Regions from separate parts of the Mus musculus genome. Here all the other regions are linked to region 1. Evidence: chromatin loops called from intact Hi-C (ENCODE). Cell type or tissue: left cerebral cortex. All regions are shown on one strand. Each heading gives the region's core, and the rest is flanking DNA. Links, peaks and the distances in the headings are about the cores only.

Region 1 (10,105 bases), core at 1,776-6,775:
TGGTGGTATTCGCACCTGTTTCTTGGGGCTCACAGGCCTAGTCGGTCTCTCCCTCTCCCTTCCCCCCTCCCACTTCCCTTCTCCCGCGCCCCCCTTCCACTTCTCTTCTCTCGCGCACACACATATACACACGTGGAGTCTCCTGAAGGATTCTCATACTGTGTTCACCCCACAACAAACAATATACGCCAAGCATACACGAAGCTTCAGGCGTGCACCCGAATCAACTCAGATCACCAGAGCGACCCACGCAAACAGGTCTCTGTCTCTCTCTGTCTCTCTGTCACACACACACACACACACACACACACACACACACACACACACACACACACACGCTATCAATCATTCCCACTGAAGGAAGGCTCGCAGTCACCAGACCCCCTCACCTGTCTCCCTGCTGCGTCCTCCGTCTCACAGCTGCCACAGAACTGCTAGCAACAGAGCTCCCGCGCCTGCGCACTCGCCTCCCAGACCCCCAGGGATCCCTTCAGGGCCTCTCCCCGGTCCCCCCGCCCCTCCAGAAGGACGCAGGCCAGTGCGGCCCCGCCCCCAGGGCTTCCCCCGGAGCGCGGAGCCACGCCCCCTGACACGCAACTAGACGCTGCAGTCGCAGAACCCCGGAGACAGCGCGAGGCCACGCCCTCAATAATTTGGTTGGCTATTCTGCCGACCCGTGTGCGCCCTCCTACGCTAAGCGCTTTTCTAAGGGGTTCGGCCAAGCTCCCGTTAGAGTCCATTCAGCATGCGTCCTTTCCGGGATGCTTCTCCTAGCGTTCCACACCTCGGACTCACTGGGCTTCCACGCGCCTTACGCCGTGCGCAACCGCGAGCTTGTACCGCCAACCTCAGGCTTTGGCAAGAGACTAAGGATATCCACGCCCAAAAGGGTGTTTCCATCCTCGTTGTCGCCTGTCTGGAGACCTTGTGACCCTCAGAGGAGAGGACAGAGTTTCTTCTGTGGCTGTTTAGAAAGCCATGGGGGAAACGATGGGCACGTGAGAAGAGGAGCGTTCCACCTTGGAGTCTGATTGAAGACTCTCCACAGCACAATTCAACACTTATAAGGCCGTACTCCCTCCCAAACTATAAACCTGAAATTTTCTAGGAACTCAGTATAAATCTCACGTAAAGGGGAAAGGCCTGCCCTAAACCTCTTGAGCAACCCTAATGATTTCTGGTCCTACCTTATCAAATTATAACTCCATTCAAGCCACTTCCGGAGTCACTTTACATCTCACCAAGTAGAAAGAGAATAGGGGTAATACTTGAGGAAACCCTAGGCTCAGTGAAGGACAAGGAATGACTCTCGGGTCGCACAGCAATCACCAGGATAAGGGTAGACTAGACACCAGACCCTGTTATGGCATCCCTTAGCAAGAACACAGTCATTGGTGTGTGCACAAGTGAAATGCTGTCAGCTGCACAATTCAGTATACCCAACCTGCGTATAAATATAAGTGCCTAGAGAAAGGGAAGTGACTCATTTAGATCTTCAGTCAAGACAGTGATGAGCGTCAACTGTGACATCTGAATGGTCATGTGGGAAACAACGGCACTACTGAGCAAACACAGCATTTCATTTCACCGATGGGAAAACTGAGGTTCCAAGCACATTGGACCTTACCTGAGGCCCCAGAAATAGGAAGTAGGAGGGAAGCACAGAGGTTAAGTTCTACACATCATTTCTCTAAAGGGGAAACCAAGAGACTGAGAGAGCCCCAGTCCAAGAATGGGGGTACAGGGTGGGAGGCTCCAAAGAAGAAGTGTGACTCAGATTCTCACAAGTCTTTCAAAACCTCCATCTATCCAGGAGAAACTATGATGTTACTACCAAAAGAGGCAGGGAATTCGTTATCTTGGAGACCAGAAAGGGTGAGACTAAAGGTTGCATTCATTTCCCAGTGAATGAAAACTAAAATAAAATAAAAAGGGAAGAACATGACTGTTCCTAGGTATGGTAGATGAGAAGGTTTATTGTAGATAAAGGGACACATAGTCAGAGGCACGGATGTCTGAGAGAGTCCAAAGTGAACATGACCCTAAGCAATATGAGGAGAGGGAGGAGGGGAGAGAAGAGGGCTAGACCAAGAGGCCAGGAGGCTAAAGAGAGTAGGTGAAAGGACCAGGTAACCAAAATGATTGGATTGCATAGGGAAGGAGAGCTGGGGGAAGGGTGGCCCAGCCCCTGGGCTGGAGAAGTTTAGGGTAGAGGGCAGAGTATGCCTGCCAGGAGGGCCCTGTAATAGGTACAAACTGAGAAAGGCAGGTAGAACCTGGTGGCCAGGTCCCCTTTAATATCTTAAGTAGGCACTTTTGTCTGGGGCTTGAAACTTAACACCCAGGAGACCTCTTTGGACCTCAGGAACGTGCACGCCTTGCATGCTCAGACTAGCCTCTCCTGTCATACTTGCAACTGTCCAGTTGACCCAGAGGAAATAAGAAGAGGCCCCGCCTCAATACACTTATGCCACCCTGAAATGTGTCCTTTTGCCTACTGGGGGTGGAAGGATACAAGGTTGGGGAAGGGGTTTGTTGAGAAGACCAGCCACGGAGTAAAGAGTAACAACACCATGAAAAAAAATTGCATGAAAAAAGGCCAAAAAGAAACTTAGAATTTAGGCTGATGAGATAGCTTAGTGAGTAAGAGCATGGACTGCTCTTCCAAAGCAAAGTCCAGCAACCACATGGTGGCTCACAACCACCCGTAATGAGATCTGATGCATTTTTCTGGTGTGTCTGAAGACAGCTACAGTGTACTTATTTATAATAAATAAATCTTTGGGCGAGAGCGAGCCGGAGTGAGCAGAAGTCCTAAATTCAATTCTCAACAACCAAATATAGGCTCACAACCATCTGTACAGCTACAGTGTGTACTCGTATACATAAAGTAATTAAAAAAAAACTTAGAACTTGTATACTAACATAAAAAAGAATTAAAATGAAGTGAAGAAAGAAAGAAGAAAAAGAAAAAGGAAGCGAACAAATAGGCCTCTCCACCAGTCGGAATCCTGCTCTCTCTAGAAGCAGTCTTTCTCCCCCTAACCTAACCAGCGGTCTAGCGTTTCTCTGTCTCCAAGGCTACAAATTGTAGGCTTGAAGTGGTGCAGAGACTTCTGGGTATTGTAGTGTCAAGGAAGCAGAGAGGTGGGAGGCGCGCTTGTCAATAAAACGGAGTTTGTTAGCAGAAACGTCTGAACCAAGGAATGGTTTGGAAGACTGAAAACGCCTTGCAGATATTCTTAGGGTGTTAGCATTGTGTTAGGAAAGAGGGAGGCGAAGAAAGGGCTAGGCGCGAGGGATTGTGGGAGTTGTAGTTTTGCATTCTGTGGCGATCTGGAGACGGAAATGACGAGACTGCCGCCTCGCGTCAGATGTGAGGACAGCAGACCCTGTGTTTAATCTGCTTTTCCCCCCCAAGCCAGAGTTCCAAGGTCAACTAAAAAGGCTGATTCCCACAAGGATTCTCATGACCTTCCTAAGAGCACCGGCGACGTGTGAGGATTGGAGTGTGGAGTGATTGGAGTGGGAGTGAGGGTATAGGACGGGGGGAGGGGGGCGGCATTTGTGCAACAATATGTATGTGCAAACCCTCACGTTGTGTCTGGCTGTCTGCTTTATAGTAAATCAACAGGAGCTGGAGAGATATCTCAGTGGTTAGAATACTGGCTGTTCTTCCAGAGATCCTGAGTTCAATTCCCAGCAACCACATGGTGGCTCACAACCATCTGCCCTCTTCTGGTGTGTCTAAAGACAGGTATAGTGTACTCATATACATAAAAAAAATAAATCTTTTAAAAAATAAAAAAGTAAGTGAGCAGAATGCAACAATATGGAGTACTCAGGTTTCTTTTCTCCTCCAAATTGGACAGGAAGTCCAAAATCCGACTCAGCTTGAGGCAAGCTGGGTCACTGCCCACTCTGATGAGCATTCTTGTTCCTCTGGTCTGAACTGTAACTTATTAGGAGCCAAGTTAGTGTGGTTGCCAAGGATAAAGCAGTGCATATAACCGGTATCTAGCCTTGAACCTTACTTTTTTTTTTTTTTTAAGATGTTTTTATTTTATATGTGTGATTTGCCTTCAGGAAGTATGCCATATGTATGCAGTACCAGCAGAGACCAGAAGAGGGTGGCAAGTCCCCTGTAACTGGAGTCACTGACAGTTGTGAGCTGTTGTCTTTTGCAAAAGGAGCCCTGTTCTTAACTGCTGAGCTATCCTCTTGTTTTTTGTTTTGAGACAAAATTTCATGTATTCCAGGTTGGCTTGAAACTCACTATATAGTCAACAATGGCTCTCAACTCCTGATTCTCCGTATCCACTGTTTAATAGAGGTGCAGGAATATGGGCCCATTTTCTCTGCCAATGAAAGTATTAAAAGACAGGAAATAATAGTGGTGGCACTTGCCTTTAGTCTCACCACTCAGGAGGCAGAGGCAGGTGGATCTCTGAGAGTTTAAGGGCAGCCTGGTCTACACAGTGAGGACAGCCAGGGTTACATAGGTAAACCCTGTCTTTAAAACAAACAAAAAAAAAAAAAAAGAAAAAAGAAAAAGGAGCTGAGCAGTGGTGGCGCATGCCTTTAATCCCAGCACTTGGGAGGCAGAGGCAGGCGGATTTCTGAGTTCGAGACCAGCCTGGTCTACAGAGTGAGTTCCAGGACAACAAATACACAGAGAAACTCTGTATCAAAAAACAAAACAAACAAACAAACAAACAAACAACAACAAAAACGAGAAAGGGGAGGAGGCAGGAAAAGGTGTTACCAGAAATTATGGGGAGTCCCAGCAGAGCCATCAAATGAGACTGGGGAAATCAGGGTTCGTCTTGGGGCTCTTATTCTCATTAATAACATAAGTTAACAAGGGTCACAAACAGACACTCAAGAGTAAAGAACTGACCCAGGCAGAAGGTGTAGGACCTACCAAAGCCATGCTACTGCAGTACAGGCGAGAAGCGTTGGAAAGAGAGGAAGGAAGCCCAGCACGTCAGGAAGCTTTAAAGCACACTTAGGTTTCACTCAACATCTGAAAGCAGAGAGAGACAGGGCTTTCTGTCTGCTCTTGGATTTTGTTTGAGGGTCAGCACGACAGCTTAGTGGTTAAAGATACTCACTGCTGAGCCAATGCCCTCAATACACACAGAATCACACAGAACTCACTGAATACGCACTGAATCAAAAATCAATCAAAAATCAAGGGTTTTTTTATTTGAAAATTATAAATGATTCTTAGCGCCCCTCCACCCTGTGTCATTTGCTGTTCTGTGAATGTAAGAAACAAGCATTTAGCAATTAATTAGTGCACAATAAAGAAAGGTTGAAAATGGCCCAGAAGAGAAGGTGTTGGGGAAAGCCTTACAAAGGCTCACTCGGCTGCTCTACTGGCTATTGTCACAGGGCACGGTCCCCAGACGGCTTCCTGCTGAGCCTCTGGACACACTCATACTCTGCTAGTTGATAAGCCAGAGTTCGAAGAGCTTCCTTGGGAAGTGAAATGCTCTGGAGACGGAGGGCTTGTGAGGGTTGAGCAAAACAGAGCAGAGCGGCTTCACTGGAAGGAACAGCAGGGGTCGTCTCTACGGAAGAGGAGAAAGTAGGGCAGTCACAGTTGGACACTTATTTAGGTCTTCATATGTTCTCAGACCCCATAGGACTTTACTCGAGACCCCTGAGCCTGCCTGCGCTTCTCACCTACGTCCGGGGCCTGGCTCCTCCCACTTTGTTCGCCCCCCCCCCCCCAACAAACTGTTCCACCTGCTGATACCACTTCACTCAGACCTCTGTGCAACCAGGGGATCAAGTCTGGAGCAAAAATGAGATCGAGGTGTGTCCAAACCCGAGAAATCTCGTCTTGAGACTGGCAGGAGTAGCGCCTGCTCGTCCTAGCTCACGCAGCCTGTACAGCCCCTACCTCTGCCACCCTTGAAATGGTCATGCAGCCTGACAGCCATGTTACAGGTTAAACTTTCTCCATCCTTAAGGTAAGTCCAGCAAGCATAATTTTGCATAATTCCGCCGGGCAGTGGTGGCGCACAGAGATCTGCCTATGTCTGCCTCCCAAGTGCTGGGACTAAAGGCATGTACCATCAGCACCCGAATTTTTAAAAATATTTTTAAAGATTTACTTTTATTTTACGTGTGTATTTGTCCACATGTATGTATGTATGTGCACCACATACATGCAGTGTCTGTGGAAGCCAGAAGGGAGTGTCAGATCTCCTGGTACTGATGGTGGTGAGCCACTCTGTGAGTGCTGGCGACCAAACCTGAACCCTCTGCAAGAGCAGCAAGTGCTTGTGCCTACTGATCTATCTCTCCAGCCCCTAATTTATTTTTAATTATGCATGTGTGTGTACGTGTGTGTGTGTGTGTGTGTGTGTGTGTGTGTGTGTGTGTGTGTATGTGTGTAGGTGTGTCCATGTGAATGCAGGTGCCCTTGCAGGTCAGAACAGGGCACCTGGTCTCCTGTGGCTAGAGTTACAGGTTGTACAAGTCCTATAATGTGGGTGCTGATAATTTAATTTGGGTCCTTTGCAAAAGTAGTACATGTTTTTAACCTCTGAACTATCTCCCAAGCTGTCTTATTTAATAATAATAATAATCCCACTTAGAATAAAAAATATGTACATATTATTTATTTATTTATTTTTGAGACAGGGTTTCTCTGTATAGCCCTGGCTGTCCTGTAACTCACTTTGTAGACCAGGCTGGCCTCAAACTCAGAAATCTGCCTGCCTCTGCCTCCCGAGTGCTGGGATTAAAGGCGTGTGCCACCATGCCCAGCTTAGAATTATATTCTATTTTATTTTATATATTGTGCTGGGGAGGGGAACACACATGGCTCCCACAGGAAGGGAGAATGAACTTGGGACTTGCCGTGCAATTCTGTGACTCTGACTTTGAGCCTACAAACCCTACTTTGGACATTAGGTTTTAGAGAGAATATCGTGTGTGTTGTATGGATGCACCACCCATTAGTTTAAAAGCCTATGGCCTATGGCTTAGGCAGGAAATAGAAGGTGGGACACCCGGTAGAGAGAAAGGATTCTGGGATAGAACCAAGCAAGAGATTTGCCAGGCAGATGTGAGGAGATTAGTACAGGTAGACAGCCACATGGCAGAATGTAGGCTACAAGAAATGGGATGTTTTGAGTTTTATCTAGTCAGAGAAGAGCCTAGCTACATGGCAATTTGAGTCTGAGTCTTATTCCTGGGAGCGTGGAGCTGGGAGGGAGAACCAGGGCCTAACTTCAAAATCAGTTATTTAAAACCAAGCTCCTGAATCCAGTGGCACTTTGCTGCCAAGACTGAAGACTAAGGACGAAGTTCTCTCCTTGGAACATGTAAGGAAGAAGGAAAGAACTGACTCCAGTAAGCTGCCCCTTACCGTTTGTGTGCCATGGCAAAAGTATACATGACACACACACCCAAATAATAATAACATCACAGTGTAATTAAATAAGTTTAAAGGTTCCCGGAGAGCCAGGGATACACAGAGAAACCCTGTAAAAAAAAAAAAAACCAAGAGGTTTAAAGCCAACCTCCCTGACCCATAGGCAAAAGGTGGCATGCCCTTCCCTGCCATGCCATACCTCAGATCCAGGTCCGGGTTACAGTAGCGGCAGTAACACTGGAGAAGACAACAATGATGAAGGCATGGATGTGAAACAGAGAAAAATAAAATAAAAAATAAAAATCAAACAATATCGGGGATTTACCTCCTGGGTTCCCCTGTCTCCCTCAGCCCTCAACCCCAATCCATGAGCCACATTCCTGCTAAGAGTCTAGGCCAGCAGTTCTCCACCTGTGGGTCTTTCACAGGGGTCACCTAAGACCATCAGAAAACACAGATGTTTATATTATAATTCATAATAGTAGCAAAATTAGTTATGAAGTAGCAACGAAAATAATTTTGTGGTTGAGGGTGTTACAACAACATGAGGACCTGTATCAAAGGGTCACAGCATTAGGAAGGGTGAGAACCACTGGTCTAGCCAATCTAGCAGGATTTTCCTTGGGTCACTACTACCTACAGCTCCTGGCCTGACCATCCTTGTCTCTCTTCTTGCTCTTGTATCCTGCTCCAAATTCACTCTACACCCGGTACCCAGGGGCTTGATTTCACAACTCAGATGGGCTGGGCATGTGGCTCAGTTGGTATGGTGCTTGCTCAGCATGCATGAAACCCTGGGTTGGTCCCAAGCACACCCTAAACTAGATGTGGAAGTTCACGCCCCTAACACCAGCACTTAGGAGATGGAAGCTGAAGGAGCTTCATCCTGGACATCCAAGGGCATCCTAGCCTACATTAGAGACCACTGCTCAGCGGGCAGAGATGTGAAGACTTGTTCCTTAAGACTCTCCGGAATATGGAGGGCGGGGGCTGGGGAGTGAGGATACAAAGTGTCGTTCACAGGGAAACAACTCTTAGTAGAGAACTGCCTGCCTCTCATCCCATCTGTGGTTCAGTAACAGAGGCCTCTTGTGGCCAAGTCCAGTCAGAATTCAGTCTCTGAGATTGAATGAGGCAGCAACTCAGGTAAATTGGAGTAGTAACACTAACGCTATATGGGATGTGCTCACAGGCTTGCTTAGGAAATAGTAAGTTACACAAAGAGTTTAGTTGAAGGAGTGCTGCTGCTGTGAGGTAAGCAGTGTGCTTCTCACCAGGCTGGTGCAGAATTTTCACTCCATACCGTAATTAAAGTTTAGGGTTGTTGAAAAAGTTTCTGCTTATGTTTAGTCCCCAGGACTGTCTGTCAATTAGGCTCCATTCTCATAACAAAAGGAGGCAACCCCACGTCAAAGAATATGCTTCTAAGAGGCGGCTCCAGAGGGTAGCACAGGGTCACAACCATTATTGAATCTTGGTCTGCCTTAAGGCCTCTGTGCTCTTATCAGTAAAACCATAATTCTGCCAGATGGGTAGGATCACCCTGGGTAACAACCGTTTGAAGAAATCAACACTAGTATACATAAAAGATAATTTTAGCAAGTGTGTATATCTCCCATCTGCCCCAGAGGCCAGACTTGAAGCCTCCAGTCTCCATTGAAATTGCTCAAAGTGTACCCTGAGGCTAGTACAATGTAAAATGCATATGACCAGGGTATATTTAAGTTAGTAAAATCTCTGATCCATGGCCAGCTCCTCTTTGGGTATTAGCTAGAGCAGTACATGTGCAATTATTCTAATTTTCCATTTGAATCTCCAAGTGTGCAGGGTGGTTTATCACTGGGAAGGCATATCAATTCTAGAATAGTAGGAGAGACCTGGCTTCGGAAAGCTGTCCGATGACATCTACTTGATTGTGCACAGACACACACACATGAGTATACTCTCGGGTGAGACCACTTCGTAGGACAGTCTCCCCTCCGACCTCAACCGTTCTGACAGCTCTGTGCAGACTCCCTTCTCCCATGATACCTCCTCCATCTCTCCCTACCCTGCCCCTCCCTCTCGTCAACCTTCCTCCCTCCATAGACAGAAAGGCTCCCTCCTCACCCAGTCTCCTTTATTGTAGGACACGAAGAAGAACGTAATCACCATGTAGGCACACCTCAGAAAGTTCCATCCACTGGTCCTCACAAGTCCCCTGACTGTGGTGGTGGCTGGAGGAGGCTTCACTAAAGGCAAATGCTGCTGATGATTAATAATACCCAGAAGCCCCCTTCCCCTTTGGTACTCCAAACTTGCGCCCCTAGATGTCTCCTGAGTTGGAAGTTTCATTTATATTCGAGGTTGTGGCCATTTTCTCCCATCTTAGTAATCTCTCAACTTCCAGGCAAACTATTTGCTCAGTAACAGAGGCCACTTGTGGCCAAGTCCAGTCAGAATTCAGTCTCTGAGATTGAATGAGGCAGCAACTCAGGTAAATTGGAGTAGTAACACTAGCGCTATATGGGATGTACTCACAGGCTTGCTTAGGAAATAGTAAGTTACACAAAGAGTTTAGTTGAAGGAGTGCTGCTGCTGTGAGGTAAGCAGTGTGCTTCTCACCAGGCTGGTGCAGAATTTTCACTCCATACCGTAGTTAAAGTTTAAATTAAAGCTCTTTTGCACAGAGTCTAACCTGTACTCTGTAAACAAACAAACAAACAACAACAA
Region 2 (10,105 bases), core at 1,793-6,792, 110 kb after region 1:
GAGACATTCTGAGTGTCAGACAGGAGGTAGAGTGAACAGTGCTGCTTGTGGCTGAAGGGTACAGCCAGAGACACAACTGAATACTCTGGGGCATTCTCCACACACATCGGCCCCAGCCATCATTGAGTCGGCTGCACTAAGGACGAGAGACACTAGCCTGGAATCACAGTCCTCGGGGAGCCTGAAGCCTCGTGGGGGTCCTGTCAAGGACAGTAAGACAGGAGTAAGGTTTTCACGGTAATACTATGTCTAAGGTTCGAAGCCCTTGGTTTCTTGTTAAGTCAAAGCAAAGAGCCTCTTACAGATGCGGCACTCTGAGCTTGATAACACAAAGGAAGACACCCCACCCTACACGACCTCAGTCACCTTTATCGTCACCATAACTTGGGATTGGGATGCTCAAAGTTAGTTTACTGTTCTGTCCACTCCATGTTATGCATGAACCCTCTAAAACCTGGCCCTGGCTTAGCTTCCATCTCTTCTAATCTCTCCTGGAGTCTTTACGTTGCAGCGACATGGGCTGCCTGTCTATTAAAAGGCTACAACCGGGGATGAGAAGAGATGGCTCAGCAGTTAGAAGCAGTGACTACTCTTCCAGAGGTCGTGAGTTCAAATCCCAGCAACCACATGGTGGTCACAACCATCTGTAATGGGATCCGATGCCCTCTTCTGGTGTGTGTGAAGATAGCGACAGTGTACTTATATACATAAATAAAATCTTTAAAAAAATAAATAATTAAAAGGCTACATCCTACCTCTGATACTAGAAATCTAGCGGAATTGCCGGGGCTATTGAGGTCCTGGGTCTTAGAGGAGAACCTACCAGCTCCAGTTTGCTGGACCGGCAAAGAGAGAAAAGCACAACTGTCATACAGAGAGATCCGTGGGCCGTGGGGAGTACATTTATCACACAATTCTTGCACACCTGAGGCTCAGGGAACACTACAGAAGCAGCAGCACAAAGACTGCAAGAGCCAGAGAATCGGGAAGTCTGGTGTGACGTTACAGCTTCTAGAATTAACAGGGAACCTATGATACCCCAACAATACAGCTGCCTAAACAAGGCCTGAATGGTGACAAGAATCAATAGACTAGCTGAGGAGGAACCCCAACCCTTGACAAAACAACTACATGCAAGTAATGGCTGCAGAGAGAGAGAGAGAGGGAGGGGAGGGGAGAACATTAGCCTTTCTCAGGGATGAGTCCCTTAATAGGCTTTAAAATAGCAAATAGCCAGCCCTGAGTTCATAAACATCCAAGGAACAATAAATGGACTGAGCATGTTGTCTTTATGCATTATGTTTATATTTTCTTGTTTCAAAGAGAAGAGCTCACCAGTTTGGGAGGCATAGTAGAGAAATTAATATACAAGGGCTTGGGATGGGGGGATGTTTGCAGTAAAATTAAATTATACTTATATATAATTATTCATTATATAAATGTTTATATTGTAATTACAATTAATTTTAATTGGGGGGTGTGTGTGTTTTGAGACAGGGTTTCTTTGTGTAGCCCTGGCTGTTGTAGAATTCCATCTGTAGATCAGAATGGCCTTGAACATTTTTTTTTAAAGGTTTATTTATTATTATAAATAAGTACACTGTTGCTGACTTCAGACACACCATAAGAGGGCATCAGATCTCATTACGGATGGTTGTGAGCCACCATGTGGTTGCTGGGATTTGAACTCAGGGCCTTCGGAAGAGCAGTCCGTGCTCTTACTGGCTGGGCCATCTGGCCAGCCCCATGGCCTTGAACTTAAGAGATCTGCTTACCTCACCTCCTGAGTGCTGGGATTAAAGGCATAAGCCACCATCACCTAGCTTTAAATTTTTACTACAGTTGCTGAGAGCTAAATTAATTGAACACAGCTGAGAGGATCAATTGACGATACACAGTAAGGAAGTAATTAAAGGGAAAAAAAAACCCCACTACTCCACATTACTGTTAGTGATCTGGCAGCAGAATCACTGCAAAAGGCAGAGCCCAGGTACCTGACATTGTAAAGAGGGCACTCCTACAAAGAACAGGAAGATGCCAGGAGTCAGTGACATGGTTCCGTGGGTAAAGGTGCTTATCTCCATGCCTAAGGACCCCAGTGTGAGTCCTAGGACTCCCACTGAACAGCAAAGAATGGACTCCTTCAAGCTGTCCTTTTTCCCATATAAATAAGTATATTATGTGTATGAGACAACACACACACACACACACACACACACACACACACACCATGGCATGTTCATGTCAGCTCCTCCTCACCCTGACGTAAACACACAAAATAAATGAGAATTAAAAAAAGAAAAGCAGCCAGGCGTGGCCAGCATTAGGGAGGCAGAGGCAGGCGGATTTCTGAGTTCGAGGCCAGCCTGGTCTACAAAGTGAGTTCCAGGCCAGCCAGGGCTATACAGAGAAACCCTGTCTCAAAAAACCAAAAAAAAAAAAAAAAAAAAAAAAGAAAGAAAGAAAGAAAGAGAGAAAAGAAAAGAAAAGAAAAGCAAAGCAAAGCAAAGCAAAGCAAAGCAAAGCAGGGGTCAGATGGCTCAGTGGGCAAGAACACTGACTGCTCTTCCAAAGGTCCTGAGTTCAAATCCCAGTAACCACATGGTGGCTCACAACCACCCATAATGAGATCCCATAATGAGATCTGACGCCCTCTTCTGGAGTGTCTGAAGACAGCTACAGTGTACTTATATATAATAATAAATAAATCTTAAAAAAAGGAGCTGGGCGTGGTGGCTCACGCCTTTAAGCCCAGCACTCAGGAGGCAGAGGCAGGTGGATTTCTGAGTTCGAGACCAGCCTGGTCTACAAAGTGAGTTCCAGGACAGCCAGGGATATACAGAGAAACCCTGTCTTGAAAAACCAAAAAAAAAAAAAAAAGGAAAGCAAGCCTTTCTCAACATGCTTATCTGTTTTTTACACTGGAGTTATACTGGTTTTTGGTTTTTGCCACTATATGCGTGATGGGATTAGAGCCCTAGTCATCGGGGCTGGATAGACGGGTCAGCTGTTAAGAGCTCTGGCTGGACCTGGGTTCAATTCCCAAAACCCACATGGTGGCTCACACCTACCTGTAACTCCAGTTCCAGAGTTTCTGACACCTTCACAAAGACATACATGCCAGCAAAACACCAATGCACATAAAATAAAAATAAGTGATATATTTAAAAAAGAAGAGGTACCCTGGTCATCTACAGGAACAACAAGTGCTCTTAGCAGCTGAGTCACATCGCCGGTCCCTTGGCATGCTTGTCTATAAGGTGGAATTAAGACTCTATCATTCTGTGGCTTTACTATCTGAAGGTAAAACATGCCATAAACTACATATCAATTTCCCAAAACAAATTCCTTTCTTAGCTGATGGAAAGGGACAACAGAGAACTAACCCTGGTTGATTAGCACTGTGGTGTGGATGCTAGGCAGGAGGAATGGGAACGGGTTCCTGCCAGCTCTTTCCCTCCCTGGAGCCCTAGGAGACACAAGCCTATCAACATAGTAGTTTCCAATCACAAATGGTCTGAGCGGTCAGCAACTCCCCCACCCCACTCCCCACGTCAAAGTCCACAGCAGATGTCTTTCATGTCTGGATCAAGTGAAAGGGGGCATTCCTTTGAGGCAAGCCCAAATTCCTGCAATAAAGAGAAAATTCAGATTTATGACCTAAAGTGGCCAGTCGAGAGCCGTATGGTAGGAGGAGACACACGTGTAGATGAGGTAAGAGAATGGAAGTAACAGTGAGATACATATTTATATCCCTCAGAAGCCTCACCCTACAGTGGCCTGCAGACCTTCACACTGGGCCTGGCAGGGGAGTAAGGGCTGTAGAGAATTCAAAAGGATGCCCGGCAAAGGTTAAGATGGAAAACCTCAGCAAGTGCACGTTCAGGCACTGGCCTTCAGGGCCAGATCAAGAGTAACTCAGCATTGGCCCAGAAGTGGGTGATAAGGATCCTAAGCTGCTTGTCACCTACTGCAGGGACGGGGTTTTAAAGTGGCTGGGCAGGAAAGCAGGGGCTGGTGAGATAAACAGTTAGCTTTTCCTTCTGCACACAGAGCCTACAGAACTAAAATAGTCAATTAGGGCACTGGCTAAAAAGTTACTAGTTACTAACACTGACTACTTAGTAACTAGTTACTGACACTGGTTAGTCATTAGTCTTTCTATGCCACATATCCTAAGTTCCAGGTCACAAAAAGTAACTCTTGGCTGACAAACCAGTTAAACTAAATGCTACAAAAGTTAACTATTTCCTCCTCGCTTGGCCCCAAAGGATGGGCAGTGGACTTCTTGAGCAAGGTCCACGATACCATGGAAAGAGGAGAGCTCTGTGTCCCACATCAATAATCTCTAACTGCTTTTCTACTTCACCAAGCTGTTGATTTCTGGAGGGGGTGGGCACTCAAGCGCATTCCGTGCGCGTTGCCTGTGGAGGCCTGAGGTCGAGGTTAGGGTTTCTTTATCTTCCTTCCTTTTTTTTTTTTTTTAAAAGATTTATTTATTTATTTTATGTATATGAGTACACTGTTGCTGTCTTCAGATGCACCAGAAGAGGGCATCAGATCCCATTACAGATGGTTGTGAGCCACCATGTGGTTGTTGGGAATTGAACTCAGCACCTCTGGAAGAGCAGCCAGTGCTCTTAACCGCTGAGCCATCCCTCCAGCCCCTTTACCTTCCTTTTTAAAAGTCTCTTATGGAACCTAAAGCCTGCCTTTTCATCTGCGATGAGAAGCCAGTGAACACACACTGAGGTGCCCTTGTGCTGCTCAACCTTTACCCAGTTCTGATTGTCCTCAGCTTGTACTTTAGCCCATTGAGCCATCTCCCCAGCATCTGTTTTTGGTTTGTTTTCGTTTTACTTTTATTCTATTAAATGCGTAACTTTCAGTGTCCCCTTCTTCTACCTCTCTCTCCTACACTTCGACCCTGATGTTCATTCTCTCTGAATCCATCAATGGTCCTTCAAAAGGCCAGGAATCTGCACTGGGCACTCTGTGCCCTGAGCTGCACAACTCACCAAATATTTACTCAGAGGACAAGGGCTTCGGAATTGGAACCGATTCCAGCTGCGTACCAGCAATGTGTCCTCGGTCAAAGAACAACTGCTCCTTTCAAAGACTAATCTCCATCTCCTTGGCTGTAAAATGGGAGCAATAATCGAGGTTGGAAAGTCAAGTAAAATAAAGAGCAAAAAAGTACCCCAGAGCATGGCTGGAGAGGTGGCTCAGCAGTTAAGAGTACTGGTTGCTGCTTTTCCAGAGGACCTGGGTTCAATGCCCAGCACCCACATGGCAGCTCACAACTGAAACTCTAGAATCAGAGGATGCAGTAAACACATATGCAGGCAAAATATGGATGCACGTTAAAATAAAAATAAATCATTAAAAGAAAAAAAAAGTACCCAGAACACCACCTGGCAATAAACAAACCCCACCTATTGCATTTACTATCAACACACATTAACCCTCCAACTCCTTGTGAGTCATTTACGTAAAGCCACTGTGAAACAAGCGCCCAAGACTAAATTGTAAATTGGAATAGGTGTTAAAATAGCATATAAAAAGGAGTGAAGACTGGCAGTGGTGGCTCATGCCTTTAAGCCCTGCTCTTGGGAGGCAGAGGCAGGCGGATTTGAGTTCAAGGCCAGCCTGGTCTACAGAGTGAGTTCCAGGACAGCCAGGGTTATACAGAGAAACTCTGTCTTGAAAAACCAAAAAAAAAAAAAAAAAAAGTTAAGATGAGTATTTTTGTTTGTTTGTTTTTAAATTCAATTACTTTCACCGGTTTAAAGCTTGGCATGGCTCTCGAGTGTGATTAAGGCCAGCCTGGGCTACAGGAGACCATACCCAAAACACCATCATCAACAACAACAAAAACCCTGAACAAAACAAAAAAACTAGGCCAACGCTTGTAATCTGAGCACGTGAGAGGCTGAGCCAGGAGGATCAGAACCGAGAGATTTAAGTCCCTCTTATCCTGTTAAAACCTGTCTCCAAGCCCCTTCTGCACATTAATGAATTTCGCCTCTCGCGACAAGCTAATGAGGCGGATACGCTTGTAATGAAGAAATACTTATCCTCCAGAACCTCAACTCGACAGAAGTGCGTGTGAACGTGTGACCAGCACACAGGACTAGCCACCTGCACCGGTCTACGCTGCTATGGCACGGTGCCCCTGGATAGACCCCTTCCCGCAATCCTTTTCGAAGAGGTTAGAGGTCCCGGCGCCCCAGGATTTCTCAGTGGGGTCCAACTTCCACTCCACTCTCAGTTTCCAACCATCCCAGGGCTCCCCCTCGAACATCCCAGCCCCCTCCCGCTGCCCAGCCTCCCCAGGCCTCCAACTCTCCCGCGTCTGCATCTCGCGTTCCTCCCGCTCCCCGGCCCGCCCCCAGAACCCCACCTCCAGCCTCCTATCATCCCCCTCCCCCAAGCCGCCCATCCCTCCCTTCCTCTCCCTCCTCCAGACCTGGGTACCCCTCCCCGTGGTCCGCCCGTTCCCCGTACACCGGACTCCCCAGCCCTTCCTTTTCCCTCTAGCTCACCTCACTCTCCTGGGCGAGGCCCCCCAAACAACCTCACCTTCCCGCACATGCGCACAAAGCTCATCGGGACTCCATGCCCCAGCAGGCTTTGCGCCAAATTCACCCGTACTTCCCCGCCCCCACGTCCCCTCACTCTCTACACTAGGAATCGCTAATTCTACCCAACACTTCCCACCTCTCCCAGCTGGAAACTACATCTCCCAAGAAACATCGCGACAAAGCGGCTTTCCATTAGCCCTACTGTGATGAGTCCTGTACGCTCGTGCGTCCCGAGCTAGCCAGAAAACTACATTTCTTAAAGTGTAAAGAAGAAAACCCGATTCCTATTGGCTCACACAGGCGCAAACAGAGCGCTTCTGATTTTGGACTACATTTCCCAGATTTCACGTGGATTTCCTTCCTCTACCATCCCTCACAAGACACCCCGCCGGCTGACTTCTGGCAAACGCGGACGGGTCGGGGAGGGATAAGAGGAATCTGTGGTTTCGTTGTCGTGGAAACCGGGGGAGGCAGCACACTTGGGAGACCCGCCTCCAGGACCTTTAAGCGCCTATAGAGGAGGTCGTGGAGGCTATGCCAGAGTTCTCCTCAGATCAGCAGTGGGAGATCCGTCTCCTTGACAACAGTTGCAGTATCGCCCTCCCGCTCCAGTACTAGGTTAAAGGAAGGTTGAGGCTGGTCAACGAAACCTGACCTCTGAGAATTAGTTCGCTCGTCCCATACTGTCAGTCCACTCTCTAGCCTCAGTTTCCCGTCTTGTGAATAGGAAGGAAAATATTACGTGTCAAACGGCGCTTGTGTAGCCCCCTACGGACACTGAAGCCTCAGTTTCCCTACCTCAGAAAAGGCAAGAAGGTTTTGAGTTTGCTCTTTGTAATATGTATGGGTGTTTCGCTGAGTCGGTGCACCATGTGCTCGCAGTACCCACGGAGGCCAGAAAGCGGCGTGGGATTCCCTTAGACCTGTATTACAGACGGTTGTGAGCCACATGTAGGTGCTAGAAGGACGTCTAGAATAGCTTGTGCTTCGTTGTTAACCTCTTTGTCATCTTTCCAGCCCTACCCCTACCTACTACCCCAACGCACCACATACACACGTACTCGCAGGAGCGCAAGAAGGTTATGAGACTTTCTGTTTACGTGATAGATGGCTCTTACAAGCTAGTGGGGCAGACAGAGACTCTCCCCTCCTCACTGGACTTCGAAAAAAGGTGACATTGGCACACAAAGGAAATCATGTGAAGCAGAGTTGTTATTGTCCTTACCAAATTCGTGGATGGACAATACCATTGCCCTAGTTTCTATTTACTCACTAGTTTACAGCTTAGAGACGGATCTATCCCCACAACAGCTAAACTTAATCCTGTCCCACCTCTCTGCCCTCTCTGTCCCTCATCTTGGTAAGTGTGCTAACCACACAAGCTGCTTTGCTATTTGAAGAGCGAGCCTGCAATACCACATTCTTTTCCTAGTGGTGCTTTTCACATACTAGTTGGATTCTTTTCGTATATGATTTAAAACTTTTTTAAGACGGAGTCTCTTGTAGCCCAGATTAGTCTCCAACTCACTGTCTGGCTAAGGATGATCCTCTGCCTCCGCCTCCAGAATGCCAGAATTTGAAGTGTGAACTACCATGCCCAGCTTTATTTTCACGTTTATCTATATTGGCTTTTTTTTTTTTTACTACATATTTATTGTGATTTAGTGTGTGTGTGTGTGGGGGGGGTATGAGTGTGTATGCGTGTCACAGTTTGTTACATGGAGGACAGTGTGTGTGTGGGGGGGGGTATGAGTGTGTATGCGTGTCACAGTTTGTTACGTGGAGGACAGTGTGTGTGTGGGGGGGGTATGAGTGTGTATGTGTGTCACAGTTTGTTACGTGGAGGACAGTGTGTGGGGGGGGGTATGAGTGTGTATGCGTGTCACAGTTTGTTACGTGGAGGACAGAGGGCTGCTTTCAGGAGTTGGTTCTCTTTCCCCAGGCAGAGACGGGATTGAAAGCAGGATACCAGGCTTGGCTGCGGGTGCCTTTACTCACTGAGCGATCTCAGTGGCCCAATTTCCTTCCTTTGTAAAACTGAAAATTGTAATCTCAGCACGTGGGAGGTGGACACAGGAAGATCAGGAGGTTGAGGTCTTCCCCTCCACTATACAGTGAGTTTGAAGCCAGCTTGGGCTACATGAGACTCTTTCTCAAAAACCTGAGATGGCTCAGCTAAGTAAAAGTGCTTGCTGCCAGGCGGGGCAAGCTTTGATGCTGGCAACCATATGGCAGAAGAAAATAACTGACTTACGTGTGTGTGTGTGTGTGTGTGTACATATATATTATTTAAAAATTAATTTATCAAGCAGGGCATGGTGGTGCACGCCTTTAATCCCAGCACTTGGGAGCCAGAGGCAGGTGGATTTCTGAGTTCGAGGCCAGCCTGGTCTACAGAGTGAGTTCCAGGACAGCCAGGACTGCACAGAGAAACCTGTCTCAAAAAAAAATTATTTTATGTGTATGGGGGTGTTGTACAAGCACTCTTCACTACTGAACCATATCTCCAGCCACTGAACTTAAAACAAACAAGCAAACAAACAAACAAAAAAGAAAACAGCAACAAAGTCTGGGACATGGCTTAGTATTAAAAAGTTTGCTTAACATGTTTTAAGGCCCTGAGTTCATCCCTAGCACTGCAAAGAACAGAACTAAATAAGATTCGGTTGTATGAATATGGACCATTTTGCTTCTCCATGCATGAGAGGGTTCCTTTAGACACAGGAGGGATTTTATCTCTTGTTTAAAACCGTCCAATATACACTTTGAGTTTCTCCTGTACGGTCACCCACATGTCTGACTCTCTCAGATCCAAGTTCCTGTTCCAAATGCAGTGTCTTTGTTCACATCAGCAGAAACAAACAATCCTCAGAAGCTGCAGCCTGGGCCAGGGCAAGGGGACAGAGCAAATAGACTAGGAGGAAGCTTCCAGCCTATACTCCCCACTTGGCCAGGTGCCTGTAGGCTGGGTACAAAGTTCACACAGGCCAGCAGCCCAGCAGCTCTCCTCCCACTCCTTCACTGCTGTAATGGAGTGACCACCTGCATAGATTCACATTCTCCCCACCTCTCCAGAGTAGGGTTTTTTTTTTTTTTTTTTGGTTTTTCGAGACAGGGTTTCTCTGTATAGCTCCGGCTGTCCTGGAACTCACTTTGTAGACCAGGCTGGCCTCGAACTCAGAAAACTGCCTGCCTCTGCCTCCCGAGTGCTGGGATTAAAGGCGTGTGCCACCACGCCCGGCTTCAGAGTAGGGTTTTAATAAAGATATTTTCATATAGGTTTAAGGATGGGGTTGGATAAATGGCTTAGAGGTTGAAAGTGGGCTGAAGAGATGGCTCAGCAGTTAAGAACACTGACTATTCTTCCAGAGGTCCTGAGTTCAATTCCCAGTAACCACATGGTGGCTCCCAACCATCTGTAATGGGATCCAGTGCCGTCTTCTGGGATGCAGGTGTACATGCAGATAGAACACTCATACACATAAAATAAATATTAAAAAAAGAAAGAAAAAAGAAAATCA
Region 3 (10,105 bases), core at 3,296-8,295, 91 kb after region 1:
AGGGAGAGAGACAAGGGTGGGCGGGCTAGTGAGGATGGAGGCAGAGAGGACGACTCATCCACTTCAGAGTTCCTTAACTGGAGTGTGAGGTCAGACAAAGGTGCCTTGTGGCAGAAAACATTTCTCTGCCACAGCCATTGCTGGCAGGTCCTTGATTTGAGACTGTCTTTCCTTCACTGCCTCTTTATGGTCTCTCTAACCTGTGTTTTGTGGTTTTCTGTTTGTTTGTTTGTTTTGTTTTCATCGTGTGTGTGTGTGTGTGTGTGTGTGTGTGCTGGGGGTCAGAGAATAACTTGTGAGTATTGGTTTCCTCCTTCAGCCACGTAGGTCCCAGGAATGGAACTCAATTTGTCGTGACAGCTTGCCATCAAGTACCTTACCTAATGAGCCATCTCAGATCCCCTTGTGTTTCTTTGTTGTTCTTGTTTTGACATAGGGTATCTGTAGCCTAGGCTAGCCTCAACTCCAGTTTCAGCAGAGGATGACTTTGAACTCTTGATTCTCCTACACCTCCAAGTTTTATAATAGCTATTATCACACCTAGTTTGACCTGTGTCTTCTGTTGCATGTATAATAAAGGTCCTTTCTTCTTTGTGTGTGTGTGTGTGTACATGCGTGCACATGCATGTGTACATCTGTCTGTCTGTCTGTGTTTCTCAGTGTTTCCTTTCTCCATGAACCTCATTCTAAAAATGGCTCCTGGAGCTGACTTTGAAAGCTCATAGTTATTTTTTGTGGTTGTTCTTTTTGTTTGTTTTCCAGGACAGAGTTTTGTGTAGTGCCAGCTGTCCTGAAACTCCTTCTGTAGACCAGACTGGCCTTGAACTCACAGAGATCCACCTGCTGCTGCTTTCTGACTGCCTGGATTAAAGGTGTGCGTCACCACCTCTCAGCCCGGAAGGCTTGCGCACACATGTAATCCCAGCACTTTGGGGACTGAGGCTGGAGGCTCATGAGTTCCAGGCCAGTCTGGTCTTTAGTGAACCCCTGACTCAACCAACCACGGAACAAAATAAGGGACTGGAGAGGTGGCACAGATGTTAAGTGTGTTTGCTGCACAATCACGAGGTCCAAGGAATTTGGACCCCAGGATCCATGTAACAAGCCAGATGTCCTATATCCTCCTATATTCCCTGCTTCAATTTGGGACAAGGGGTGGATAGACAGAAACAGGCAGATCACCAGCCTAACCAAGAAAAAGAATGAGTCCTGGGTTCTAGGAGAGATGCTACCTCAAAGGCTTATGTGGAGAGTGGTGAGAAGGGACACACAGCACCCTCTTGTGGCCTTTGTGTGTGCATACAGGTACACTCACCCATGCGCACACATATATTCTCTAAAATTCCATCACTTATTTATTTATTTGTGGTAATCATATGCCATAACACACGTGTGGAGGTCAGAGGACAACCCATCATATGAGTCCTGGGTATTAAAGTCAGGTCATCTGCCTTGATGGCTAGCACACTCCCCCAATGAGCTATCTCACTGCCTTGATGGCTAGCACACTCCCCCAATGAGCTATCTCACTGCCTTGATGGCTAGCACACTCCCCCAATGAGCTATCTCACTGCCTTGATGGCTAGCACACTCCCCCAATGAGCTATCTCACTGCCTTGATGGCTAGCACACTCCCCCAATGAGCTATCTCACTGCCTTGATGGCTAGCACACTCCCCCAATGAGCTATCTCACTGCCTTGATGGCTAGCACACTCCCCCAATGAGCTATCTCACTGCCTTGATGGCTAGCACACTCCCCCAATGAGCTATCTCACTGCCTTGATGGCTAGCACACTCCCCCAATGAGCTATCTCACTGGCCAATAATTTCCTAGAGCAGATAGCTCCTGGATCTCAATACAGCTGTAGGGTGAGCAACTTATGGGACCACTGTGTGTGTTCCAGCTCTCTCCTTGCTTTTGTTATTATCTTTCTCTTCCTTTCTCTCCCTCTTTGCCCTGGACAGCAGCCAATTTTGAGAGGAAACTGGGGGTGAGGGTGGGAGTGTGTGTGGGGGGTATAACTCCTGGCAATGCCATTTGCTCCCAGAGAGATGGTAAAAAAAAAGTCTGGGTTCTCTTGGAGTTCTGTCTCTTCCTCTCTGCCAAAGGGCCCCCTTTCCCTCCCATATCCCACTGACCATGGAGCACTTTCTTCTCTCTTTACATCAGCCACCCCCTCTACCTCCCTCCCCCCTTCCCCGCACCTAAAGTGCTTCTGGAACCAGCCCCTGTTCCTTCTTGTTCTGGCTGAAAAATGTCAAGTCAAGGAAAGGCATGGATGAGAGCTGTTGGGCTGCAGTTTCCTTTGTGTGACCTCAGATCTGGGGGAGGAGGAAGAGGAGGAGGAAGAGGGAGAGGAGGAGGAGGACTCTCAGGAAGAATAAAATGACAAGAACTGTAAATGGCTTTTCTGGGAAAGAGAAGAGAGGATGGGAGGTGATGTCATCAGGACAAAGGACAGAAGGCTATGGGATGGACACCTAGAGGAGGTTACCTAGAGACCACAGGGAGGGAAGAAGGGAGGGAGGGGAACAGTCAAGAGAAGGGAGGCCCAAAGACATCCTCATTAGTCATTCTCTCTCGTCCAAAATATTTTTTCGTTTTATTTATGTGTCTATGTGTCTGAATGCATGTCAGGTATACACAGGTGCCTGCAAAAGCCAGAAAGGGGTGCCAGATCCCCTGGAGCTAGAGGGAAGTGGTGAGCCACAAGGTATGTGTGCTGGGAACTGAACTTGGGCCCCCTGAGAGAGCAGTAGGCGCTCTTAGGCCTTGAGTCAGTTCTCCAGTCGCCTCATTTCCACATTTCTTCCCAGTGTTCTCTACACCCTCTCTCACCTGTTTCTTCATTTTGCTCAAAGAATGACCTAGCCATGGGAGCTGCTGTCTCTCTCTGTCACCAGGAGGGGGAGCCAAACTCCGGCAGAACCAGGCCATGGCTATACCAGCACTGTGCAGAGAGCAGGCCCCTGGGGTGACCCTGCCTAGCTGAGTTTCATCTCACACAGTCCCTCTGTCTCGGTTCTTCAAGTTACACATTCCCATGATTGACTGATGAAGTCAACTGGAGCTTTGCCTCTGTGTTTTTATTACCGCTTGCTTTCTATCTCCCCTCCCTTGAAAGCCCCTACCCAGCCCACCCCTTACTACTTTCCTGAGCTCATGAACATCCCAAATGAGACATAGAAATGTGAAGACATACAGCTGATGTCCACAATGAGAGAAAATGTGCGACGCTTGCCTTTCTGGGTCTGGGTTACCTCGCTCAGAATGATTTGATTCCAGCTCCATCCATTTACCTGTGAATTTCTGAGTTTTGTGTCCTTAACAGTTGAACAGCCCATTGTGTACACGCATATTTTCATAGTTTGATGGACATCATTGGCTAATACACATTGTCTTAGGGTTTTACTTCTGTGAACAGACACCATGACTAAGGCAACTTTTATTTGGACAACATTTAATTGGGGCAGGCTTACAGGTTCAGAGGTTCAGTCCATTATCATCAAGGTGGGAGCATGGCAGTGTCCAGGCAGGTATGGTGTAGGAGGAACTGAGAGTTCTACATCTTCATCTGGAGGCTGCTAGGAAAATACTGATTTCTAAGCAGCCAGGATAAGGGTATTAAAGCCCATGCCCACAGTGACACACCTACTCCAACAAGGCTATACTTCCTAATTGTGCCACTCCCTGGGCCAAGCATATACAAACTACCACAGACATCTAGGCAGTTTACACCTTCTGGCTATAAAGAGAGCAACAATGAACACGGACAAACAAGTGTCTCTATAATAAGATGGTAGAGTCTCTGGGGCATGTGCCCATGAGCAGTGCAGCTATTTTCGGTTTTTGTTGGTTTCTTGTTTTTAGGAACCTCCAGGCTGACTTCCATAGTGGTTGCACTAGTCTGTATTTCCACCAGCAACAAGTGTGTGTTCACTATTCAACACCAACACCAGCACTTGTTATCTATTTATTTGGGGTTGTTCCAGACAGGGTTTCTCTGTGTAGCCCTGGCTGTCCTGGGACTCACTCTGTAGACCAGGCTGGCCTTGAACTCACAGAGATCTGCCTGCCTCCGTGTCCTGAGTGCTGGGATTACAGGTGTCTGTCACCACTGCCCAGCTATCTTTTTCTCTCTTTCTCTTTCTTTCCTTTAAATCATATCCATTATGACTAGGCTAAAATAATCTCAAAGTCACTTTAACTTGCATTTTCACTGATGGCAAAGATGATGAACACTGTAAAAACGTCTCTCGGCCATTTGTTTAACCTTTGGAGAACTCTGTATATTGCCATGCCTCACTTTTAAAATTGGGCTGGGTTTACATGCTGCTTGGTTTCTTTAGTCTTCTCTACATTCTGGGTGCAGACTCTCTGCTAGACTGGTAGCTGGTAATGATTTCTTTTCCCGCTGTCAGTTTGCTTGAATGATAGTGTCCTTTGCTGTGCAAAGCTTTTCAGCTTTATGAGGCCCCATTTATTAAGTGTAGCACTTAGTGCCTGGGCTATCAGTGCTCTGCTCAGAAACCCCTTTCCTGGGACAGCGAGTTCAAGCCTATTCCCTATCTTCTCTTCTATCAGATTCAAGGTATCTGGACTTATGTTGACGCCCGTGGCCCATCTGGAGGTGAGTTTTGTGCAGGGTGATGGATATGAATGCATGCTCATTCTGAATGTGTCTATCAAGTGTGACCAGCACCATCTGCTGAAGATGCCATCTTTTCTTCAGTGTGTACCGCTGGCCTCTGGGTGGCTATAGGAGAACTGGTTCTCAGTTCTATTTCTCTAGTAAGAATTCTGCTTTTGCGCCAGTGCAATGTTATAGATGCTGATAAATGGAGCTCGGGTCCTTGTTTACAGAGCAAGTGCTCTTACCCACTGATTCATCTCAGACAAGCACAGCATTTTCACTGTGTGCTTCCTGTTATGCCAAATGACATGGCCTCTGTCTGCACGACACCCCCACCTTCCCATTGTTCCATGCTCCTCCCAGTAACTTGAAAGCCTGCAGCTGATAATGTGACTTCTCCAGCCTGTCTTACTGCACAAGACGGACACCTCCACACCAAGTGCTGCCATGAAAGATACTGCATGGGTGTGGACCCTGAGGCATGCATCAATGTCTTGGTGTGGTCTTCAGAACTAGGGTTCATTAGCCATGTTAGGGTGGACATTGGGGCTTGGCAGCTTTGTCAAAGGTGGATGGTGTTATCTGCTTCTACACCATTGTGGGTCTCTGAAACAGAGTAGCTATACAATTTTGGAAAAACGAATTAGATAACTTTCCTGCCACTAGGACTGGAAAGCCTGAAGCAACAGCAGCAGCATGGTTAACAGGGGCTGGGGCAGGAGCGCCACAGTCAAGACTACTGAAGGTGTAAAGGATGAGTTAATATGCTCCTGAAAAACCTCTGTGAGCCGGCCGTGGGGGCACTCGCCTTTAATCCCAGCACTCGGGAGGCAGAGGCAGGCAGATTTCTGAGTTTGAGGCCAGCCTGGTCTACAAAGCGAGTTCCAGGACAGCCAGGGATACACAGAGAAACCAAAACCAAAACAACAATAAAAACCTCTTTGTGGAAAGGGCTGTCTACCTGCTCATTCTTACTTGAGGTGAAAAAACTCCCAGAGATGATGCCTTCTTAGTTCCAGAAACAGCCCTCACCACCAGAGGGCAGCACTGCCTCAAAGGAATGCATACTCTCATGAAGATAGCATCATATAACCCTCCTAACTGTATTTCCTAGCGAAACTCCCATTTCTGCCAGAGCCCCACCCCTACCCATTCTGTCACTTATTCATACACTTACTCTTTTCCTAAAAGTATAGTTGTGTCCAGCTTCGACCATTTCTTTGGGTATGTATTCCAGGAAGGTCCCATGTATGCATTAAGAACGAGAACCGGGCATGGTGGTCCACACCTTTAATCCCAGCACTCAGGAGGCAGAGGTAGGCGGATCTCTTATGAGTCTGGGGGCAGCCTGATATATGGCAAGCTTCAGGATAGTGAGAAATACATGACATTTCTGTCTCAAAAAAAAAAAAAAAAAAAAAAAACAAAAAAACAAACAAAAAAAAAAACCCACCAAGCAAACCCGGAATAAAACTTGGGCATGGTGGCACATGCCTTTTAAGATCACAGACGACATAGTGCATACTTATGATCTTCAAACTGGGGAGATGGAGACAGGAGAACCAGAAATCTGTGGTCACCTTTGGTTACACAATGAGATCAAGGTCAGCTTAGACTGATTCAGCAAGTTCTCATCTTAAGGAAAAAAAAAATTGAGTGGGCATTGGGGTTCCTCTACCTCCCTCCACTGTGTGATGCCATTACATAGAGTTCTGGTAAGGAAGCAGAGCCCAGGAGCTCAAAGCTGGTACCCAGAAGAGCCAGCAGGGCCAGGCTAAGGACTGTCCCAGAGTCTGCTCCACAGCAGACTGGGCAGACTTTATACCCAAAGAAGCGCATCCTGAAGAGAAGTTAGGTCTAGATTCCTGGACGGTCACTGTGAAGAACTGAGGTGCTTTCAGACCTGCTGGCTGGCACTTGGTTATTAGGAGTGGACCGGAGGCACCTAGCAATATTATTAACTTAGTAATGGTTGTGGGCGACATTACAAGCACCATGACTTACGAAACGGGAACTATTGCTCAGAAAAGGGGATTTCGGGGGCGGTCCACCTACCTGAAGCTATATACAGCCAGGACAACCAGGATGGGAGTGATCTGCTGCCAGACCTTCCGAGTCTAGTCTTTCTTCCTGCGATGTGTGAGGAGTCCCCAAGTCCCCTGTGCCTCAGATGCTCAGCTCCCACAACACCGGAGAGTCAGACTCCTGTACACACTGAGTCAGTCACTTTATTACTCTCTCAGGTGCTGGTGACCTGCCATCTGTGACAAGCTTTCTCGGGTACCTCTCCCCACCTCATTCCTTTAGGCTATGGAGAGAACCAGATCCGGGTCCAGGCCTCTTCTCTCCATTGGCCCCGACTCTGTCCTGGGGTTCAAGATCAAGATCCTTGGAAGGGAGGAGTGGGGGCACTGCTCCTTCCCTGAGCCCCCTTTCTCACTTGAAGGGTGTCCTGGGGCAAGTCTCTCCTCCATGAAAAGGGGATGGAATGAGGGAAGGAGAGAAGGGTCTTTCGCAGGGGTGGGTGAAAGCTGAGAACTCCAGAAGGAAGGGAGGAGTGGATATGGGGCCCAAAAGGGAAGAGGCAATGGGGTTGGGAGAACTCTAAGGGGATGACGCCCTGCAGCAGGTGTTTAGAACCCCAGCTACCCCAGAGCCCAGGGCGGAAAGGCACCACCACCCTCTGGACCTGGTGCTGAAGTCCCTTGAGCTACCGCGGCCGCCCGGCCATGGATACGCTGGTGACGGAGCACATGCTCACGCCTCCCGAAGCCCTTGCCACATTCCCAGCAGGCGAAAGGTCGCGCGCCAGAGTGTGTCTTGCGGTGGCGCACCAGGTGCTCGCGCCAGTAGAAGGTCTTGCCGCATTCGCAGCACGCGTGCGGCTTCTCGCGCGCAGGCAGGGGGCGCAGTGCAGGCCCTGGGCTGCCGGGGTGCGTGCCGCGGTGGCGCCGCAGGTGCTCCTTACGCCGGAATGCCTTGCCGCACTCAGGGCACGCGTGCGGCTTCTCACCGGAGTGGCTTTGCCGGTGGCGCAGTAGATGCGCCGGCTTCAAGGGAGACTTCCCGCACTCCGGGCACGACACAGTGCCTGGAGCTGCCAGGAAGGCAGGGAGGACCGGTGCCAGTGGAGCTGGTGGGGGGCTGCCCGGCTCCTGCTTGTATGGGCGCATGGCCCCGCTGTTCTCCGTTGCGGGTACCTCTGTCCCAGAGGAGGTTCCTGCGGGAAAAGGTGCACTGCAGTCAGGGCTGGGGCTGAGCTGGTGGGCAGCAGTTTGGGGCAGGGAGGTGGCTGGAGGGCAGGTTTCCCACCTCTGTGCCTCCTAGCAAGGAGCTTCACGCAGCCTAATAAACACCAAGGCGTAGATGACTAGACAGGGAGTAGGGAGTAAGGAGACAAAATGGTGGCAAGGCGGTAGAGGGAGTACTGGGGGAGTGGACCGATGGACACATGGGTGAGGGTTCATAATGATGTAAGAACAAAGGTGATGGATGGAGGAGCCAGGCGGTGGGGAGAGAGGTACATTACTGAGAACATAATGGGTGGGCTGACTGCTCTATAAGAGGCTGGGGGTGTCCAAATGGAACAAACTAATGGACTGAGGCAGGGAAACTAGGGGACAGACGAACCATATGACTCCTCTGTCTAGGTTTCCCATCTGCTCTGTGGAGCCCCAGGAATGTCCACAACCTTGGTTCCAGTAGTTTTACATCATGAATTTGGCTTCCTTTGTTGTCTGAAATGCCCACTTGTCTCTCATTGCTGCCCTATTCCCACCCTCAGCTGCTATTTGATTTCTTCTTGAATATCTGGCTTCTGCCCCACCGTCTGAGAGATATAAGGAGTCACTTCATCCAAATGTGACATAACAGACTCCATGCCCAGCTCAGGGCTGGGAACTTAACACAGGCCACCATAGCACCTGGGATAGGCAGAGTATGTTGGGGTGCAGAGGCCTCGAGGCAGGCTGCCTGGGCCCAGTCTGGATTTAGCAGCATCCACCCTTGGGCAAGTCCTTCTAGAACCCTGCACCCAAAAACACTACAGCCAGATCTGGGCAGCTGCATGCCTCAAATCTCAGCACTTAGGAAGGCTGAGGCAGGAGACTGTATCAGCCTGGGTTGCACAAGGAGATCTTAGCTCCAAAGATCACATTGCTTTGGTATGCTATAGTTTCCGCAGGCTGGCAGAGCAGCACCTGGCAGACAGTAGGCGTGTGAGCCCACCTTCCACGGGCTGGTTCCCCAAAGGCAGGGGCCTATGTGAGCTGTCCCTACTGCGTTCAGTGAGTTAAAATTGCCAGGTCAGTCCCTGACTTAGCCTGGGAGACAAAGACTTCTTTCTTTACCAAGAATGAAGTGAAGAAGGAGCTGGCTGCTCACCTAAGGGAATTGCCCCACTTTCTTCCTTTCCAACACTGACCCCCGGGCCTTCGGTCACATCCCGAGGTGCCCTCATTGCTGACGACCCATCTGGGGAGGTTGCTGGGCCCTGAAATGAGATAGCATATGCCAAATTGAGAAATTATAATATCCTGTATTTGCCATTCTCCCACCACACAGTTCTGAAATCCTACTGCCTGTCTTGTTGGGTTTTTTGTTTTGTTTTTCTAGCCATTTCAAGTATGTCTCTGTGTAACCCTGGTTGTCTTGGAACTCTAGTCCTGGCTGGCCTTGAATTTAGAGATCTGCCACTCTTTGCTGAGATTAAAGGTGTGCAACACTACTGCCTGTTTTGTTTTGGTTTCACTGAAGACTCATTTCTGTGGTTTTGGGGGTTGGTACATGAGCATACATGTAAGAGTGTGCATCCAATCCTCTGGAGCTGAAGTTACAGGAAGTCGTGAGCCACCTGGCGTGGGCACTGGGAACCAAACTCCAGTCCTCTGCAGGAGCAGCAAGAGCTTTTAACTGAAGAGCCTTCTCTCTACCGTGTGTGTGTGTGTGTGTGTGTGTGTGTGTGTGTGTGTGTGTGTGTGTGTGTGTCAGGGATGGGAAATACATTGTACATATGAAGGTCAAGAGAATGACTCTTGACAGTTGGCTTCCTCCTCACCATGTGAGGCTCAGTTCCTCATCAGGCTTGATGACAAGGACCTTTAGCCACTGAGCTGCCTCGCTGCATCTCCGAAGGGAAGCTGGCTGCTGCTGCTGCAGGCTGTTCAAACTCAGTCTCCTGTCAACCAGTGCAAGCAAATTCAGTGGAAATGGGGTTCTAGCCTCAAGTCAGCCTTTAAGTGGTGACAGCCATGGTCAATACCTTGTGGCCTCTTCAAGAGGCCCTGTGACAGATCCACTTTCCCCAGTCACGCCTACCCTCTGGCCCACAACAACTTCATAGCTTTGGGGGCATTTGCTATCAAGTAACAGGTAACTCATTCCTTTGTTTTGAATCTTACTTGAACTGCTGGTGTCTGGGTAAAATGTAAATTTGAAGCAACCTTTATCTCAGAAAAGCATGAAGCTAAGA

What was found. Hi-C counts contacts between places; a loop is a spot of excess contacts. Peaks named below come from ENCODE experiments on the same cell type or tissue, not always from the same donor. Only the 100,000 strongest peaks of a DNase experiment are listed, where the experiment ranks them.
Region 2: it touches region 1 in a loop (8-fold over the local background); 7 of 42 quality-filtered maps call a loop at or near these places.
Region 3: it touches region 1 in a loop (2.6-fold over the local background); 2 of 42 quality-filtered maps call a loop at or near these places.

The regions. Positions count from the first base shown.
Region 1 is chr7:6,276,939-6,287,043 of GRCm38, reverse strand. It overlaps Epp13 (epididymal protein 13), which reads right to left. Exons shown (of 16, transcript NM_001177416.1): 14 at 9,503-9,624; 15 at 7,593-7,630; 16 at 5,183-5,576. The coding sequence ends at 5,549. Zfp667 (zinc finger protein 667) reads right to left here and starts at 464. Exons shown (of 5, transcript NM_001024928.2): 1 at 390-464. In left cerebral cortex, for the core only: CTCF peaks have their summits at 3,400, 3,906 and 4,105 (motif pointing right); DNase peaks (open chromatin) are centred at 2,296, 2,731, 3,231 and 4,120; H3K4me3 peaks cover 1,238 bases; H3K27ac peaks cover 1,316 bases.
Region 2 is chr7:6,169,015-6,179,119 of GRCm38, reverse strand. It overlaps Zfp444 (zinc finger protein 444), which reads right to left and starts at 6,607. Exons shown (of 4, transcript NM_028316.3): 1 at 6,546-6,607. In left cerebral cortex, for the core only: a CTCF peak has its summit at 4,539 (motif pointing right); DNase peaks (open chromatin) are centred at 4,518, 6,222 and 6,783; H3K4me3 peaks cover 1,056 bases; H3K27ac peaks cover 839 bases.
Region 3 is chr7:6,187,156-6,197,260 of GRCm38, reverse strand. Zfp444 (zinc finger protein 444) reads right to left here. Exons shown (of 4, transcript NM_028316.3): 3 at 9,019-9,127; 4 at 4,157-7,855. The coding sequence ends at 7,281. Galp (galanin-like peptide) reads right to left here and starts at 171. Exons shown (of 6, transcript NM_178028.2): 1 at 1-171. In left cerebral cortex, for the core only: CTCF peaks have their summits at 5,672 (motif pointing right) and 7,536; a DNase peak (open chromatin) is centred at 5,683.